2 separate regions of the Homo sapiens genome follow, and region 2 is linked to region 1. The links are chromatin contacts, found by Hi-C or POLR2A ChIA-PET in ENCODE. All regions are on one chromosome and are shown on one strand. Each heading gives the region's core, a stretch centred on a gene start or an enhancer-like site at or near the end of the contact. The rest is flanking DNA. Distances are from core to core; before and after follow the strand shown.

Region 1 (2,949 bases), core at 119-2,618:
TATGCTAAGGCACTCATATGCCAGATTTTATTCAATGAATTAATCATTTATTAAACTTGAAATAAGATATGAGAAATGTAAGTTAATAAACAGGCCTGTGGAGTATGTGGACATGAAGGAGAATATCATGTGAAGCTGGTTAGAAAAGCTCATTGAGAATACAGGTCCCCATTTACTCAACAGTCAAGAGTGCCTACTAAAGGCCAACGTTCTGGGCTACGTGTTAGGTCTTTAGCTAAGAAGTACAGGATTTGTACTGGCAAAAAAATGAGAGGATGGCTGGGAAATTCTGTACTGGAAGAACAGCTGGGGCAAAGGTATAAGTAGAAATAACTATGTTACTACGAGAGAATAATAAAAAGACTGTTCTAACTAGCTATAATGAATTTATGTGAGAAAAACATAACATAAAATAGGTATATGGAACTAGCTGGCTCAAAACCTGGAATGCCAGACTAACTAGTTTTAATTGAATCCGTAAGTAATAATGGCTCTTCACTACATAAAAGTAATGTTTTAGAAAAATTCTCCTGGCAGTAATGTACAATGTGCATAGAAGCAAGGAAAAATGATTGCTAAAAAACAATGAGGTATTGCAGTAAAAAAGATGTGTACTAATGAGGGTCTGGTCTGAGTAAAAACTAGAGGAAAGAGTGAACCCAAGAATCACTGTAATGCTCAGTTTAAGAAACATTCATTGAATACCTGTCTTGGGTGCTGAAACTACAAAAGGCACAGGACAGGGTCCTCACTTTCAAAGATAAATTAACTCAATTTCTGTTCCATTTTTTTCCCTATTGGCCCCTGCTATGGTGTGAATGTTTCTCCTCAAAATTGTATGTTGAAATCTAATCCCCAGTGTGTTGACATTAAGAGGTGGGGCCACTGGAAAGTGATTAGGTCACTAGGGCAGAGCCCTCATGGATGGGATTAGTGCTCTTATAAAAGAGGCTAGAGCGAGCCTGCTGGCCCCTTCCACCATGTGAGGACACAGCTAGAAAACATCATCTATGAAGCAGAGAGCCCTCACCAGACACTGAACCTCCTGGTGCCTAGAACTGTGAAAAATAAATTTCTGTTGTTTATAAATTACCTAATCCAAGGTTGCTGGGCTTTTTCTTTTAATAGAGACCGAGTCTCACTATGTTGCCCAAGCTGGTCTCAAACTCCTGGCTCATGCAACCCTCCCTCCTTGGCTTCCTAAAGTGCTGGAATTACAGGCATGATGCCTGGCCATGTCTAAGGTATTTTAATTATTGTAGCCTGAACAGACTAAGACAGCCCTATATCTAAAGCATAAGAAATGCAAGTCTGGTGAATGGCAGTGTTACCAACAGAATAAGGAAGTCAAAAGGGGAAGTTTTTTGGTTTCAACACTGATTTTGAAGAATGGCAGAAAAAAACCCCAAAAGAGCTTTCATGTAGGCAGCTCTAGACAAGGAACTAAAGTTCTGCAGAGACATCATGCACAGAGTTACTAGGAGAAAGGCAATGGCTAAAGCTTTAAGACGAACGCCCTTCAAGAGACCACAGGAAAGGAAAGGCAAGTCTTGATGATTACCTAGAGTTATGAGGCAAGAAGAAAAAGAGCCAGAGAAGTGGTTCAACTAACCATGTATGAAATTCAAAGAAAGAACATCAAAAAAGAAGTATCAATGCAGTCAAATGCAGCAAGAAGGTGGAAGTGCATGAAGACTGAGACACTCTAATTTGGTTAGGTCAACAGCGATTTTTTTTTTTTTTTAAGAACCATTAATAGGGGAAGAATGAGAAAAAAAGCCAGATTTCAAAAAGCATAATGAAGGAAGTGAATTTTTACTACATTTTTTACTAAATTTTTGAAAGTTTACTAAACTTTACTAAATTTTTTAAAGTTTAAAAGGAGGAGATATTATTTTTAAAAATAAAACAGTCAAAACAGAATGCAGATTATTTGTATGATGACCTACCTTGACATACCATGACATGACTGTTAAATAGGATAGTGACCACAGAAATGACCCCCTTTGAACTATAAAGTCAAACAGCACTGGCTGGACTCTAACCATTCAGGCCGTAAGCTGGGGAGCTAGAAAATTCTTCCCAGAATAAAAACAAGCTAGCTCCAAGAACCATGGAGATTTCATAGAGCCATAATATCCCGGATCATCAAATTGTTCAATAACATTGCAAGTCACATCTAACCTTTTAAGGATGGTTTGAAACCCCTAATGTCAATGTCAAAATGGGCATCTAACAGCCCAAATAAAAATCCAAGCCTCAGCATAAAAGTATGTGAATAGAAAAGCTTAAGCCTAAAATTTACACAGGAAGGTTGCATTATAGGGGTGTGGATGGAAAAACAAAACAATAACAATTCTGTTCAAGGAATGAGGGTATAATGAAAAGGAATACAGGGGAAATGGGAAAGAATCATATGAAACTTTTTTCCAACTTAAGACAGATGACAGAGAAAACCCATGGGAAAATGGAATGTAGGAAAGGCTAGAAAAAGTAGAGATGGGAGGGTGGTTCCTAAGGGAGCAGGTTCTTCACGCAGTGATAAATAATGGGATCCGGGACAGAAGAGACTCAAGAATTCAAGAACAGAGAGAAGGATATGTTAAGGTGTCAAGGGCAGGAAAAAAACAAACCATAGGCTTTCTCACCAACACAAATGGTCTCTGAAGGAAGTACCAGAGAAGCAGTACCCTGGAGCAACAATAGAATGCCTCAGCAGTCAGCTTGGCCAAAAACACACCTCAGAAGATGAAATGAGATCTATGCAAAGTCACCTTACGAAATACAAATCACTGTATGCAGATCAGAAGAACTTGAACTTTCCTAATCAAAAGAACAAAAATGTATAAAAGAATGGACAACAAAAGATAGACTGGACAAAATGGAAACTAAAAAACAGGCCAGGCACGGTGGCTCATGCCTGTAATCCAAGCACTTTGGGAGGCCGAG
Region 2 (2,949 bases), core at 173-2,672, 130 kb after region 1:
TGAGCTACCATGCCCAGCCCTGTTCAGATTCTTCTTGGTCTCTCTGTGTCTCGTTCTTTTACCTGGAGTGTAGAATGTGACCTCTTTTGGAATAAGGGTCTTATGGCCTACTATCAGAAAAGGTAGAGAATTTCTTTTCTTTTTTTTTTTTGAGACGGAGTCTTTCTCTGTTGCCAGGCTGGAATGCAGAGGTGTGATCTCTGCTCACTGCAACCTCCACCTTCCAGGTTCAAGCGATTACCCTGCCTCAGCCTCCTGAGTGGCTGGGACTACAGGCGTGCGCCACCACGCCTGGCTAATTTTTTTTTTTTTTTTTGTATTTTAGTACAGACGGGGTTTCACCATGTTGGCCAGGATGGTCTTGATCTCCTGACCTCATGATCCGCCCGCCTTAGCCTCCCAAAGTGCTGGGATCATAGGCGTGAGACACCGTACTTGGCCTGAGAATTTCTCTATGGCTAGCTCTTACACAGAAAGGCAAGGGAAGGTTAGAGTAATATTTCTAGGTTTTATGGCTGGCTTTGAGAGAGAGGGTTTCTAGTTTCTATCACCTGCCTTAGGGAAGAGGAATTCTAGTTTCTATGGCCTGCCTTGGGAGAGAGGGGAGCAGGAGAGATGGAGACAGGAAAAGGTCAGTAACATCTTGCTTCTGAGCCCCCCAATGTCCTTCAGTTCAAACTACTCAGCATGACAAAGCACCAAACTTTGGGATATCATTTTCTGAGCCCCAAAAAGACACTGCGTGATTCAGTTTGCTAATACTCTGTTTAGAGTTTTTATATCTATACTCATTAGTTACATTGACCTGACACTTTCCTCTTTGGTCCTGCCTTTGTCTTCTGGTCCTGAGGGTTTTTGTTGATCCAGATAAATGTTCTGGGCACTAAGGTAGTGTCCCCTGCCTATCTAGACCATGGGGTATCAGACCATTCTCACACTGCTATAAAGAAATACGCAGCTGGGCGCGGTGGCTCACACCTGTAATCCCAGCACTTTGGGAGGTGAAGGTGGGTGGATCACCTGAGGTCGGGAGTTCGAAACCAGCCTGACCAACATGGAGAAACCCCATCTCTACTAAAACTACAAAATTAGCCGGGTGTGGTGGCTCATGCCTGTAATCCCAGCTACTCAGGAAGCTGAAGCAGGAGAATCGCTTGAACCCAGGAGGCGGAGGTTGCGGTGGGCCAAGATTGCGCCATTGCACTCCAGCCTGGGCAACAAGAGTGAAATTTTGTCTAGAAAAAAGAAAAAGAAAAAAAGAAATATTCGAGACTGGGTAACTTATAAAGGAAAGAGGTCTAATCCCCAGTTCCACATGGCTGGGGAGGCCTCAGGAAACTTAAATTCATTGCAGAAGGCAAAGGAGATTTAAGCACCTCCACAAGGTGGCAGGAGAGAGTGAGCAAGAGGGAGGGGGGAAATGTCACAATTTTAAGCCATCAAATCTCGTGAGAATTCACTCACTGTCATGAGAACAGGGAAACTACCCCCATGGCCCAGTCATCTCACACATGGTCCCTTCCTCATCATGAGGATGATGATGATTACAATTTGAGATGAGATTTGGATGGGGACACAGAGCCAGACCATATCAGATGGGGCATGAATCTAAGTTATATTGGCCTTCGAGACCATGAGCTCAATCAAAAGTCAGCTCCTGAGCAGGAGCTCAACAAACTTTTAGGTAAAGAACCAGATATTTTAAATATTTTAGGCTTCCACGACACATGCATCTCTGTTTCTATTAGTCATTGTTCTCCAGAGAAACAGAACCAATAGGAGATACAGATATAGACAAACAGATTTAGTATAAAGAATTGGCTCACAGGATTATGGAGGCTGAAAAGTTCCACTATCTGCCATCTGCAAGCTGGAGATAAGGACTAAATTCCAGTCTGAGTCCAAAGGCCTGAGGACCAGGAGCACTGATGGGGCAAATCCCAGTACAGGGACAGGAAAAGGCCCAGCTCAGTCAGCCAGGCAGAGAGCAAATGCTCCCTTCCTCCTCCTCCTTGTTCTCTTCGAGTCCTCCGTAGACTGCATGATGACCACTGCCATTGGTAAGGATGGGATCCTCCTTACTCAGTCTACTGATTCAAATGCTAATTTCACCCCAAAACACCCTCACAGATGTACCCAGAAATAACCAGACCGGGCGTGTTGGCTCATACCTGTAATCCCAGCACTTTGGGAAGCCAAGGCAGGTGGATCACTTGAGGTCAGGAGTTTGAAACCTGCCTGGCCAACATGGTGAAACCCCGTCTCTACTAAAAATACAAAAATGAGCTGGATGTGGTGGCTTGTGCCTATAATCCCAGCTACTTGGGAGGCTGAGGCAGTAGAATAGCTTGAACTCGGGAGGCAGAGGTTGCAGTGCGCCGAGATCGTGCCACTGCACTCCAGCCTGGGCAACAGAGTTGAGGCTTTGTCTCAAAAAAAATGAAGTTTAACCAAATGTCTGTGCACCCTGTGATACAATCAAGGTGACACATAAAATTGACCATCACACTGTAAACCAAAAAGTACCTGAGACAGTTCTCAATCAATTTAGAAGTTTATTTTGCCAAGGTTAAGGACAAGCCCAGGAGATGGGTCTGTGCCTTTCTCCAAAGATGATTTTGAGGACTTCAGGATTTAAAAGGGGAGAAAGCAGGATGGAGGGGGAAGAGGGAGGCTGTGGTCACATGACTGAATCCCCATGTTGCAAGAGAAAGGGAGCAGGTAGGGGAATAGTAAGTCAGCACTCTCTGTAAGATAAGGTGAACATAGAGTAACTACCTGCAGAGATCTTTAACCTTTTATGTGTAGCTATCTGCTTAGGAACAAAAGGAAAGACAGATTCTTGCATGACTCAGCTTTCAGCTTCATTTTCTTCCTTCTGGCAGAGTGAACCAGGGTTCAAGTTTTTGTTTTTCCTTCACAATACTGTTGTTTCTCCTCTTCCCTTTC

What was found. Hi-C counts contacts between places; a loop is a spot of excess contacts on that map. ChIA-PET counts read pairs that join two places held with the same protein, here RNA polymerase II (POLR2A). Pooled maps may share reads with other maps.
Region 2: a loop to region 1 is called in a map with no recorded cell type, with 2.3 times the contacts of the local background. The contact joins two enhancer-like sites. A Hi-C loop is called at or near these places in 5 of 37 single-sample maps with no recorded cell type and 4 of 50 pooled maps. POLR2A ChIA-PET finds 5 or more read pairs at or near these places in 5 of 52 experiments (GM10248, OCI-LY7, activated B cell and 2 more).

Annotation. Positions count from the first base shown.
Region 1 is chr14:91,008,308-91,011,256 of GRCh38, forward strand. The region is part of intron 1 of RPS6KA5 (ribosomal protein S6 kinase A5); the gene reads right to left. Among named protein-coding and RNA genes, the nearest start is that of RPS6KA5, 51 kb to the right of the region's middle. RefSeq lists enhancers at 1,282-1,331, 1,342-1,551. Within about 2 kb of position 1,369, at least 8 of the 41 ENCODE cell types and tissues checked have a DNase peak (open chromatin) inside an H3K27ac peak, as active enhancers do.
Region 2 is chr14:91,137,254-91,140,202 of GRCh38, forward strand. The region is part of intron 1 of DGLUCY (D-glutamate cyclase); the gene reads left to right. Among named protein-coding and RNA genes, the nearest start is that of SNORA11B, 12 kb to the left of the region's middle. Within about 2 kb of position 1,423, at least 2 of the 41 ENCODE cell types and tissues checked have a DNase peak (open chromatin) inside an H3K27ac peak, as active enhancers do.